Regions from separate parts of the Mus musculus genome. Here region 1 is linked to region 2. A link is a loop called in an ENCODE intact Hi-C map of the cell type or tissue named here. Cell type or tissue: left cerebral cortex. All regions are shown on one strand. Links, peaks and the distances in the headings refer to the core of each region. The heading gives the core; the rest is flanking DNA.

What was found. Peaks named below come from ENCODE experiments on the same cell type or tissue, not always from the same donor. Only the 100,000 strongest peaks of a DNase experiment are listed, where the experiment ranks them.
Region 1: it touches region 2 in a loop (2.9-fold over the local background); 1 of 42 quality-filtered maps calls a loop at or near these places.

Annotation. Positions count from the first base shown.
Region 1 is chr17:56,077,582-56,083,070 of GRCm38, forward strand. It overlaps Hdgfl2 (HDGF like 2), which reads left to right and starts at 2,050. Exons shown (of 16, transcript NM_008233.4): 1 at 2,050-2,245; 2 at 4,519-4,595; 3 at 4,696-4,834. The coding sequence starts at 2,174. It also overlaps a transcript of Ubxn6 not described here. In left cerebral cortex, for the core only: a CTCF peak has its summit at 3,537; DNase peaks (open chromatin) are centred at 1,773, 2,498, 3,500, 3,803 and 1 more place; H3K4me3 peaks cover 2,686 bases; H3K27ac peaks cover 1,119 bases.
Region 2 is chr17:56,252,321-56,259,791 of GRCm38, forward strand. Fem1a (fem 1 homolog a) reads left to right here and starts at 4,473. Exons shown (of 1, transcript NM_010192.4): 1 at 4,473-7,471. The coding sequence starts at 4,589. The coding sequence ends at 6,553. In left cerebral cortex, for the core only: CTCF peaks have their summits at 3,649 (motif pointing left) and 3,849; DNase peaks (open chromatin) are centred at 3,305, 3,701, 4,002, 4,375 and 2 more places; H3K4me3 peaks cover 2,361 bases; H3K27ac peaks cover 2,738 bases.

The DNA of each region.
Region 1 (5,489 bases), core at 1,490-5,489, 170 kb before region 2:
TAGGAGCACTTGACTGCTCTCCCGAAGGTCCTGAATTCAAATCCCAGCAACCACATGGTGGCTCACAACCACCCGTAATGAGATCTGATGCCCTCTTCTGGCATGTTTGAACACAGCTACAGTGTACTTATGTATAATAATAAATCTTTAAAAAAAAACTTTAAAAAGATAGGGAAGTCACTAACCCTTCCTGGCCCCATTGGACATGGTTCATTATGGACCCTATTTTACAGCTAGGGAAATTGAGACACTTGGTATCCAATGTATTTTTTACTCAGCATGGAATAGTTTGTGACATTAAGTACAGTAGGTAATCAACACTGTCAATAAGAGAAATAAGCATCATGGGAATGGGGCTTAGAGAAAAGCTCATCTTCTCTAGCATGCAAAACACCCAGATTCCATCCCCACCACCACATAAGCCTTTGGGAAATAAAGTCAGGAGATCAAAAGTTCAAATTTAGCCTTGGGTACATAGCTATTCAGAAAGTAGTCTGGGCTAAGACCCAGTCATAAAAATAAACAACTACTAAGATCAGTATACATTTAAGTAAAGTAAATATGGCTAGTGAAATGGCTCATCGAGTGAATTACTTTCCCCGTAAGCCTCAGGTGAAAAAAAAATGAGTGGTGGGCTCCACAAAGCTGTCCTCTGATTTCTACACACGCTGTAGCATGTGCGTGCATGCCCACACATAGCACGCAGATTTGTTTTGTTTTGTTTTGTTTTTGTTTTTCGAGGCAGGGTTTCTCTGTATAGCCTTGGCTGTCCTGGAACTCACTCTGTAGACCGGGCTGGCTTCGAACTCAGAAATCTGCCTGCCTCTGCCTCCCAAGTGCTGGGATTAAAGGCGTGAGCCACCACTGCCCGGCAGCACACAGATTTTTAAGGCAGGGCACGGTGGCACACATGTTTGATCCAGAGCTGGGGAGACAGAGGCAAGAGTACATCTGTGAGTTCGAAGCCAGTCTGGTCTATATAAGGAGTTGTCCCCACCCCCCACTCACCAGTGAGGACAGCAGAGTGAGACCCTGTCTCCAAATAAAATTAAGAATAATTAAAATGGCTGGGCAGTGATGGCGCACGCCTTTAATCCCAGCACTTGGGAGGCAGAGGCAGGCGGATTTCTGAGGTCCAGGCCAGCCTGGTCCACAGAGTGAGTTCCAGGACAGCCAGGGCTACACAGAGAAACCCTGTCTCAAAAAAACAACAACAAAAAGAATAATTAAAATGCAAAATGTCAAAGTATAAAGGTGCTGTAAGTATAAAGTGAAAATATGTAATGTATTATAGACAACAAAAAAAGAAAAAAATTTTAAATAATGAAAGTAAACAAGTGAGCTCTGTCCCGCCCCCTTCTCAGCCCTGACCTTTCTTGATCACCGCCCCTTCCTCTGCCAACTCCTGGCGGGAGTTTGCTGAGTTCTGTGGAACTTGTCTTCATGTCCAGCCATTGGTCGAGCTATAGCCAATGGGCTTCATAGTTGCACTGATGCCCTTTTGGAAGGCTGTCGTTAATCCGTCTTCTACGCTGATTGGTTGTTTATATTTCGTCTGGCCGAGTCCAAAGGCCTGTTCAGTACTGTTATGTATGTTCCGGCCTCGCTAGGCCCCGCCCCATCACTGCTTGTCATTAGTTTCAGTCTTCCTTTCACCCACAGGCCACTGCCTCATGCAGCTCTTAAGCCACGCCCCTGTCAAGCCCCTGTCCGTTTTGCGTCTAATTCGTCTAATGCCCTTCACCCCGCCCCACATCCTGACTGCGAGCCACGCCCCTGAGCGATCCCCAACCTAAGCCCCGCCCATCATTCCTCTCTAGGCTCCACCCAGTAGCCGCTTAAACCTTTCGTCTTTTACCTCCGACACCCTCCGCCCCACCCACTGGCTCCTAGTCCACGCCCTTGGCTTCTGCTCCGTTATCCAATCCCGTTAACTAGCTCTGATCCAACCCCTCCCTTTATTGGCCCGCGCGCGTCTCTGTGGTCATGAGCGACGGCGACGGCGGCCCCTAGCCAAGGGAGGGCGGGACTTCCGGTCGTGCTGAACCCAATAAGTAGACGCCGGCCGGCGGCCCGTGCGGACGCCTCCGCCCCTCAGGCGTCCGACTCCCGCCTCTGACTTCGCCTCTCACCGCCGTTGCTGCTTCCCGCGGCCTGGGCCTCCGCCGACAGCATGCCGCACGCCTTCAAGCCCGGGGACTTGGTGTTTGCCAAGATGAAGGGCTACCCGCACTGGCCGGCCCGGGTGAGGCCGCGCGTGGAGTGGACGGGCCCGGCGGAGTTGGCGGCCCCGAGCAGAGGGGCCGCGGGCGGGCGGGCGGGCGGGCGCGCGCGGGGAGGCTGGAATGGAGGCTGAGGAGAGGTTGGGGCTGCTGGCTCAGGTGACTGCACTGTGGTTTTCTGGAGTTGAGGAATCTCCTTCCTCCGGGACCACAGTGCCTGGGGTCTGGTGCGTCTTCGGGGAGGTCCCTGGTCTGAGGGACTTGTGTTCCGCTGTTCCGGATCCTGGCTCTGACCCGTGGTCCTTTGGAATTGAGGTGTGGCAATGTTTTGGTCTGAGTAACCTGCATGGTGAGGTCCTGAGTCTCAGAGACCCACAGTCCTGCAGAGAACGGCCGTGGTGCTAGCCTTGACCTCCTCCGGAACCTGTGTCACTTGGTTTGGTGTCCAGGGCCTGAGAGACCAATGTACCAGAGGTCAGAAATGCGTTTAGGGGATCCCAGGGTCGTGGAGCCTGAGGGATGTAGTGGGGCTCAAAGGGTACATGGGCACGTTGGGATTGGAGTGGAAGGGTCAAATGATGGGAAGAGTCTCTTCCAGAGAGGCTGCGCGTGATGGATGGGGGAGCGGGATACAGCGGAAGGAAAGGGACCTTATCTCTATGACCTAAATGAGGGCAAGGGTTGGAAGAAAGCTTTTCTGGGGACCTGGAGTCCGGCCCTTAAAGGGATTCAGTGGGCTGTATGTAGCTTACCTGAGAACAGGCAGCTTCAAGCTGGAGGTAGGAGGCTTTGAGGTTTCCTGTTTGAGAAAGCTGGAGTCAAGCAGTGTAGATTTTTAGAGCCTGGGTGCGCAGGTGGTAGAATTCTGGCCCTGGCAAAAATTGGCACATACACGGAGACCCAAAGGCTTCTGCTGCCCCCAGGACTTGGGACAGAGATCACTCCAGGGCTGAAGTTAGCTGCATCCATGTGTCAGGACTGAAGGAATTTTTGTTGTGCAGATGGTGGCTAGCGTTGCAAGTCCTGGTGCACATGTTCAGTTGCATAGAAACAGAGTTTTGTTGCCTCTAGGTCTTAGTACAGAGGCTAGATTGGCTGTGTCTGCATGGGGGTGGGAATGGAAGACCATACGGCAGGGAGTTACCATGGGGATGCCAAAGAGCAAGCTCAACAGGAACCAGCCCAGGAGGTAACTCCTAGAGGTCAGGACCAGAGGGCCCCATAAGTTCCTGAGGTGTGGGACCGTTGGGAGAAGCAGCCTGGCAGGGCTCGGCAGGGCAGGTTTGAGGATGCTTCTGCATCTGGTATCCTGCATCCAGCCACCAGGGACCAGAGTTTGAGGAGCAGGCTAGGGAGGATCCAGCCATCCCCCGGCGTTGATGAGGTGGGTGGCTAAACACTGGGAAATCCCACTGTGAGTGGGGTGACTGGGGAGCAAAACTTTACATTGGCCACTGCCCTCACTAGTCTACCTCTGCTCTCTATGAAGCTCTTGTCCCTTCCCCCTTCCCAGCCTTCTCCAGCACTGAGAGAACAGTTCCAAGCACCTGATTGGAGGGGAAGGGGCTACTAGCATCCTGTGGGAAGGTGACTGACAGCTGCTGGAACCCATGGGCTTTCACAAAGAGGGTGGGACTTCCGGGTTGCTCTGGGCCTGGCTCCTTCAGCACTCCACCTCATTCCCCCAAATCTCCATCCCTGTTGCTGCCAGATTTACCTCTGGGACAAGAACAGACTGGGCCTTTTTTCCAGGAGGGGCAGTCATTGGCTAGTCCCGGGAGTGGGGAGAAGCTGAACCTAGGCCCACCCCAGGGGCTTCAGGGGACTATACTGGACCTGGCTCGGCCTAAGTACCTGTATGGGGGCCCAGCTTTCTTCTTGGTGGAAAGATAATCACTGTGGGTAGCAGACAGGTTAGTAGGATGCACATAAGTGTGCAGGTTTCATAGCCAGGCATGGTTGTACTTACCTTCAATCCCAATCCCCATTGCTGAGGAGACAGAGACAAGTACCAGGCCACCTTTGTCTACATAGTTTGAGGACAGCCAGGCTACATAGTGAGACTGTCTAAAAGGAAAAACATTAATTCCAAATTAAGGGGCTAAGGAGATAATGTATAGCTTAGTGGACCTGAGTTCAGATCTCTAGACTTGTGTTTGGAAGGTGCTGTGTCTTCCCATGGTGTGCCTCCCCCCACCCCAAACCCCCCTAAGTAACTGGATGGTAACTGGGTCTGGATAAAGCTGCCTCTTGGCCTACACCTGAAGCCCTCTGACCAGCCTGCCTCACACTACAGATTGATGACATTGCTGATGGTGCCGTGAAGCCCCCACCCAACAAATACCCCATCTTCTTCTTTGGAACGCATGAAACGTAAGTGTCCCCTCCAGGTTTTCAGTGTTCACCCACAGACTGGCTTTTTTCCCAGGGTGACCTGGCTCACCTGGAACTGGCCTATGGTTCTTACCTCCAGGGCCTTCCTGGGACCCAAGGACCTGTTCCCCTATGATAAGTGCAAGGACAAGTACGGAAAGCCCAACAAGAGGAAAGGCTTCAATGAGGGGCTCTGGGAGATCCAGAACAACCCCCATGCCAGCTACAGTGCGCCTCCGGTGAGTGCCTGGGAACAAGTGGGCAGTGGAGCATCTATAGGCTCCCAGGAGCAGGGGCTTCCTCAGAAACTTCCAGGATGGTTTCTCAGTACTGTAGATCGGATCTTTCTTTGGGGTGTATTGCTGGGCTTTACAGAATGCTTAGCAGAGTCGTAGGTCTGCTTACTCCACTCCAGGGACACCCCAGGTCATTTTACCACATGTGTGTATAGATATCACCCAGTGCCCACTAGGTGGGGACCACCATCTAAAGATGAGCCTGGATTCTGAACAGGGTGTTGCAAGTCTGGAAGATGCCTCTCAAAAGTGAAAGGCTTGCTATACTAGCACCCTCCTCTGTCTGGGACTCTCAGCTGAGGATTGGGTATAGTAAGCAGTTGTTTGTGAATGTGAGAACTCCTGGTCAGAGAGAAGAAATAATGCCAAGAGCCTGTCTGGAAATTTCTGGGGAGAGAAGAAATTTAGAAAAGTTGAAGAGAGGGGCTGGTGAGACTCAGCAGATGCTTGCCCTCCATTCCTGATGACGTGAACACCTTCCCCAGTACTCACATGGTGGGAAGGGAGCTGTCTCCTGTATGTTACTCTCTGGCCTCCCTCCACACACGCCCACACTAAACAAATATAATTTCTAAAGTTTAAAATTAGAAAGTGAAAT
Region 2 (7,471 bases), core at 1,685-5,684:
TCCTGGTGCTACAATCTTTAACCCCAGCATTCTGGAGGCAGAAGCAGGTGGCTCTCTGTGAGTTAACAGCCATCCAGGGCTACATAGTGACATCCTGTCTAAAACAAAAAGAAGAAGAAGAAAAACAAAAGTGAAGGGGGGAGGTATATCAGTCCAGATTCAACGTAGTTTTTGGGGGTTGGGGATCAAGACAGGGTTTCTCGTGTATCCCTGGATGTCCTAGAATTTACTCTGTAAGCCATGCTGGCCCCGAAGCCCTCTCACAAACCCAGACACAATTTTAAAATTTGAGACAGTCTTGCTGTATCCCAGGCTAAGCTGCTCATCATGTTCCAGCCTCATCCCTCCCATGCACCCCATTGATGGGATGACAGGTGTGCAGAACCATGGCAAGATGGACACAGTCTAAAAAAAAAAAAAACATTTAGGAGCTGGAGAGATGGCTCAGTGATTAAGAGCACTAGTTGTTCTTCCAGAGGTCCTGAGTTCAATTCCCAGCAACCACATGGTGGCTCACAACCATCTGTAATGAGATCTGATGCCTACTTCTGGTATGTCTGAAGACAGCTACATTGTACTCATAAAAATAAACACATCTTTAGAAAAAAGAAAAGATCCGGGCAGTGGTGGTGCACGCCTTTAATCCCAGCACTTGGGAGGCAGAGGCAGGCGGATTTCTGAGTTCAGGCCAGCCTGGTCTACAGAGTGAGTTTCAGGACAGCCAGGGCAATACAGAAGAACCCTGTCTCAAAAAAAACAAGAACAAAAAACAAAAAAACAAAAAAAAACAAAAAACAAAAAAAAAAAAGAAAGAAAAAGAAAAAAGAAAGAAAAGAAAAAGAAAACATCTAAATGCAAAAGTGTTTAAATCCAGCTGTATTTGAAGGAGCCAAGAGGCCACTGACTGGGACCTGTGGGGCTCTCAGCACTGGGATCTTTCCCTAGAGAAGAAGGGGCCCAGGATCTGTGTGCACAGAGAACACAAGGGAATGATGGATGAATTAGAGGCTAGCTTGAGCTGTATAGTGAGATCCAAGACTGATTCCTAGGACCCACAGACACACATGGTAGAAAGAGAAAGTGGATTTTTCCCAAGCTGCCCTCTGACTCCAGCATGCACACACACGCACATGCATATGCATATGCATATGCAAACTTGGAAGCAATATAAGAAAGAACCTTTAGAGGACCAGGCAAGGTGCTCATTAAGAAATCATGGCTGGGGGTGGGGGTATGGGGGACTTTTGGGATAGCTTTGGAAATGTAAATGAGGAAAATACCTAATAAAAAATATATTTAAAAGAAAAAAGAAATCATGGCTAACTGTGACTCTGAGTGGCTGTGGGAATGCACCTGCCATGGATGGCAGAGACTGGATGCTGAGCCCAGACTTGTCTCTGTGCTCTAAATTTGATTGAGAGAGCTTACTTTAATAACTAAGGTGGAAGAGGGATGGGCAGAGCCCTAACAACCTCTGGCCTTGCATGCAAGTACATGTGTGTGCTCACAGACGAAGATGTGTTTTAAAATGGCATATTCCAGGGTAGAAGAGATGGATGAGCACTTAGAGCCTGTTCTGCTCTTGAGGATGATAAACTTTAGCTTCAGCACCCACATGGCGGCTTAACCCTCTGTAATTCCACTTCCAGGGAACTTGATGCCCACCCCCCTTTGGCCTATAAAGGTACCTGCACTGACACCCATATAAATAAAAATAAAATCTTTTTTTACGATTACATAATGTGTCCAGGTGGCTCAGTGGAGAGCACATGCCAAGCATCGGCAGAGGCCCTGGGGTCCATCTTCAACACCAGGAGAACCGCTCAGTGTTGAAGCCGTTGGTCTGTGATTGACCGGGAAGATATGAATTGCATATTGGTGTACCGTTCCATGGGCCTCCCCACTTTCCTCCTGGAGCCTGGTCCTGGCTGCCGCCGCCCAGCTTCTAAGCTCCTTTCCTCCCCAAACCCCATCAGCAACTGTTTAGAGAATGAGCAGGTCCTCCCAGCCTGGGCTTGGCAACTCTGGGATCTGTGCTACCACCTTTTCTACTTTCTGGGTGCTTAAGAACATACGTATTAAAATATTAAGGGTCTGGAGAGATGGCTCAGCGGTTAAGAGCACCGACTGCTCTTCCAAAGGTCCTGAGTTCAAATCCCAGCCACCACATGGTGGCTCACAACCATTCGTAACAAGATCTGACGCCCTCTTCTGGAGTGTCTGAAGGCAGCTACAGTGTATTACATATAATAAATAAATAAATCTTTAAAAATATTAAATATATACACATGTATATGTGTACATAAACCAATATAAATAAACAATAATAAATATATAGTTGTTTTTTTTTTGAGACAGTTTCTCTGTGTAGCCCTGGCTTTCCTGAAACTCACTCTCTAGACCAGGCTGGCCTCGAACTCAGAGATCCAACTGCCTCTGCCTCCTGGGTTTTGGGATTAAAGGCATGCACCTGTGCCACCACAGCCTGGAGATATGCACCTAGTGGGAGAGCCCTGGTGAAGCTCTAATTGTCTGAGTCTCTTGCATGGCTAGTGCGTGCCAGAGGCTCAGCTGTGGCTCTACATGAGAGTTGCTGGTCAGGGGTTCCGAGGTGGCTTATGGCTATTCACACGCAGTGGGGTGCCAGGGGCAAGCAGCCTGTGCAAGACAAGCAAATGTCAGAAGCTGAAGAGGAGCTATGCAGAGCAGAGACAGGCTGAGGTATGGATAGACACAAGGTGCAGACAGGAGCTGGAGTGGCCACCAGCACAGCCCCCCCCCCCCCCAGTCTCCTTGGAGCTGACTCACTGCAGGCCTGAGGGAGTACAGAAAGACAAATCATATTGAAAACAAAGAAAAACAACTAGTGAGGTGGTTAGGCAAGCAAAGGTGCTTGCTGCCAAATCTGATGACCTGAGTTTGAGCCCCAGGACGCACACACGGTGGAAGAGGATGACTCCCAAGGGTTGTCCTCAGATCTCTGTGCCTGTGCTGCGGTGTGTGTGTGCACACACAATAATACAAATTTAAACTACATTTATTTTTCTTATTCTCTGTGTGTGTCCATGTGCTACAGAACATGTATGGATGTCAGAGGACAGCCCTTGGGAATCAGTTTTCATCTTCCATCACGAGGGTCCCGGGAATTGACATCAACCGGAGCTACATGAAATCCTACCTCAAACTGATCTTTAAAAAGACCTTGAGGAACTGGAGCAGTGGTTCAGCTGTGACTCTCAACCATAGGGATGCGCACACCACCAGTAACTCCAGCGGCAAAGATCCCGACGCCCTCTGCTGGCCTTGGCGGATGGAGGGAAAGCATGTGGCCTTTAAATTTTTTATTTATTTAATTTTATTTTATGTGCATTAGTGTAAGATCCCTTGAACTGGAATTACAGACCAGTTGGGAGCTACCATGTGGGTGCTGGGAATTGAACCAGAGTCCTTTGGATAAGTAGTCAGTGCTCTTGACCACTGAGCCATCTCTCTAGCCCCGCATGTGGCTCCTTAAAAAAAGAAGAAAGAAAGAAAAAGAAAAGCTAACGTGAAAATCGAGACTGCCTAACATTTCTGCAAATAGCTAAAGGCGAGTTGGGGTGCGCTGCCAGCTCAAGATCTTACACTCGGCGCGCGCCCCCTGCTGGTCAGCAAGCCTTTCGTAGAAGCCCTTCGCCTTCCACCTCGCTCCGGATTGGCTGGGAGTTGCCTTTGTTGCCCGCTGGGAAATGTAGTCCGCAAAGGAGGCGGAGGCCCATTCATTTCCTGCCTGCGCGACCTCGAAAACCGGAAGTACAGCACCACGCTACCCTGGGTCGTCCGCAAGGGCCGCCGAGCCTTGCCCGATACGAAGGGAGGCTTTTTATTTACATTTCGTCTCGCGGGTGCCCCACGGCGCTGTGGGAAGCGAATTCCTTTTTCCCCCACTTCATGTTTTCCTGTGGATTCTGACATGAATGACAGAATGCACATTATCACCTGGCCAAGCTGCTCAGAGCCCCTCAAAACATGGTGTATTTCCATGATGGGAACTGTAGTCTTTCAATGGTACCTCGCCCAGTATTCTTCGAGCTAAAGCTCGGACTTCTTGCCCTGTCTAGAGTCTGTGTCAGTGACAGTAACCGGAAGTATGTCATCAAATACTCAGGGTCACATACAACTTTATAGACTTGCATGGTAGGAATTGAAAACTGAGACCCTTTTGAGAGACGTCCTTTTGGGAACTGAGTGAGAACATGCTGCCGGCAATCTCCGCCTTAGAGTCAATACCAGGAAGTATGTCACCACATTTCCCAAGGATCGCACTAACCATTGGCCTTGCTTGGCGGAAATTGCCGTCCTGTCACCGGTTCCCCCCTATCCCTTTCGGGAAATGTAGTTTTTTCGCTTTTCTGATTCCAGTATCATTCGGCGGGCGATCGCTCATAGGACTCCATTTCCCAGCATGCCTGTGCACACTCTGTCCTCGCCCCTTCGCGGCGGCCATTTTATTCCTCCCGGAGACCCGCTAAGATGACAGCCCGGGAGAAGGTGAAGGTTGTCTCTGGCGACCGGCGGCCCGGCTAGATCCAGCAGCGAGGCTTCCAGCATGGATCTGCACACAGCGGTGTACAATGCGGCGCACGACGGCAAGCTGCCGCTGCTGCAGAAGCTGCTGGCCGGCCGTGGGCGTGAGGAGCTGGAGGAGCTGCTGGGTGAGGTGGCCGGCGGTGGCACGCCACTGCTAATCGCAGCGCGCCGTGGACACCTAGACGTGGTGGAGTATCTGGTGGACCACTGCGGCGCCAGCGTGGAGGCGAGCGGCTCCGTGCACTTCGATGGCGAGACCATCGAGGGCGCGCCGCCGCTCTGGGCAGCGTCGGCCGCGGGTCACCTGGCCGTGGTGCGTAGCCTTCTGCGCCGAGGCGCCTCGGTCAACCGCACCACGCGCACCAACTCCACGCCGCTGCGCGCCGCCTGCTTCGACGGCCACCTGGACGTGGTACGCTACCTGGTGGGCGAGCACAAGGCGGACCTGGAGGTGGCCAATCGCCACGGCCACACGTGCCTTATGATCTCCTGCTACAAGGGCCACCGCGAGATCGCGCGCTACCTGCTGGAGCGCGGCGCACAGGTGAACCGGCGCAGCGCCAAGGGCAACACCGCCCTGCACGACTGTGCAGAATCTGGCAGCCTGGAGATCCTACAGCTGCTGCTGGGCTGCCACGCGCGCATGGAGCGCGACGGCTATGGCATGACCCCGCTGCTGGCCGCCAGCGTCACCGGGCACACCAACATCGTGGAGTACCTCATCCAGGAACAGCCGGGCCACGAGCAGCTCTCAGGGACAGAGCTTCCCGGGGAAGGCTCCTCCCAGGTGGCAGGAAACCACTGCTCCACCCCAGAAGAAGCAGAACCGTATGAGAGCTGCTGCCCTACCAGCCGGGAAGCAGCTGTGGAAGCTTTGGAGCTGCTGGGTGCCACCTACGTGGATAAGAAAAGGGATCTGCTTGGAGCCCTGAAGCACTGGAGAAGGGCGATGGAACTCCGTCACCAGGGTGGAGGCTACCTCCCTAAGCCGGAGCCCCAGCAACTGGTTCTGGCCTATGACTATTCCAGGGAGGTGACTACACCCCAAGAGTTGGAAGCCCTCATTACAGATCCTGATGAAATGCGGATGCAGGCGCTGCTGATACGGGAGAGAATCTTGGGCCCCTCACATCCTGACACTTCATACTACATACGGTACCGGGGTGCTGTCTATGCGGACTCCGGGAATTTCGAGCGCTGTATCCGTCTGTGGAAGTATGCCTTGGACATGCAACAAAACAACTTGGAGCCCCTGAGCCCCATGACCGCCAGCAGCTTCCTGTCGTTTGCAGAGCTCTTCTCCTACGTGCTGCAGGACCGCTCGGCCAAGGGCAACCTGGGCATGCAGCTTGGCTTTGCCGACCTCATGGGTGTGCTCAGCAAAGGGGTTCGGGAAGTGGAGCGGGCTCTGCAGTTGCCCAAGGAACCGGGTGACTCCGCACAGTTCACCAAAGCCATTGCCATCATCCTCCACCTTCTGTACCTATTGGAGAAGGTGGAGTGCACCCCCAGCCAGGAACACCTCAAGCACCAGACAGTCTACCGCCTGCTCAAGTGTGCCCCTCGCGGTAAAAACGGCTTCACCCCACTACACATGGCGGTGGACAAGGAGACCACCAACGTGGGCCGGTATCGTGTGGGCGTCTTCCCATCGCTGCAGGTGGTCAAGGTGCTGTTGGACTGCGGAGCAGACCCTGACAGCAGGGATTTCGACAACAACACCCCACTGCACATCGCTGCCCAGAATAATTGCCCGGCCATCATGGATGCTCTCATCGAAGCTGGGGCCCACATGGACGCCACCAATGCCTTCAAAAAGACTGCCTACGAGCTGCTGGACTCGAAGCTGTTGGCTAAGAGCACCGTGCAGCCTTTCAATTATGTGACACTGCAGTGCCTAGCTGCCCGTGCCCTGGACAGGAACAAGGTCCCTTATAAGGGCTTCATCCCAGAGGAGCTGGAGGCCTTCATCCAGTTGCATTGAGCCTAGCCCAGCTGTTGGTGCCCACTTGGGCCTTACTCCTCCAAGCAGAAGCATCCAGGCCCTATGGCCTGCTGGAGTGAACCCAGCTGCTGATTCTAGAAGCCTTCAGGGTCACATGGTAGGAAGACGGTCTTTTTTTCTGTGGAAGTGCAAAAACAAAAACCCGGATGCCTGAGCCTCCCCAGTGGCATGCTTCTGTCTGGGTCTGGAGGCCTCTGCACTGTCCTAGAGTCCTGCAGTGAGCAAAGCTGTCTCCTTCCTGTGGTGGGCACTGACCACCTAGATGTTTGCATTTGGTTTTTCCTTTTCTAAGCAGATGGGCAGCAGCCTGGAGCCCATGTTGTGAGGGTTTTTCTGTCTGTTTTCACTGGTTTCTGTTTGTTGGACTTAGTAATGACTGAGTTGAGAGTTGCCAGTATTTTGCAGTGGCCACAGCTGAGAACAGCATGAACTGTGTGTGCAGATCTGTGACCAAGATCCTGGGAAGCCTCCTCAGTTCTGTGCTGATTAGAGAGAGGACTATCTCCCAAGAAAGCCCAGAGCCAGTTGCAAGAGCCACAGCCAGGCAGACACTGGTGCCTTCTGTCCCGCCCTCTGGATGGACAGACAGTTCCCAACCTTGGGACACAGCTGGAACTGCCAGGCAGATGGTGACCAGGCCACCTGGCCACCAGGTTCACATCTGTGCCACACTTGTCACACTGTCACCTTCATCGCTGAGGACCTGACCCCTCTTTTGTTGAGGAGTCCCCGGTATCCCAATAACTTCTGGGGATGGGCTTCTAACCAAGATAGGGGAAGGTGGGGGGCTGCCAGCCAGGGTAGCGATGGACCCATGTGGTACTAGCTTGGCCCACGTGAGACCCTGTGTGCAGCCCCAGAACCACAAAAAGTTACTGAACAGCTGCCTATGACTCC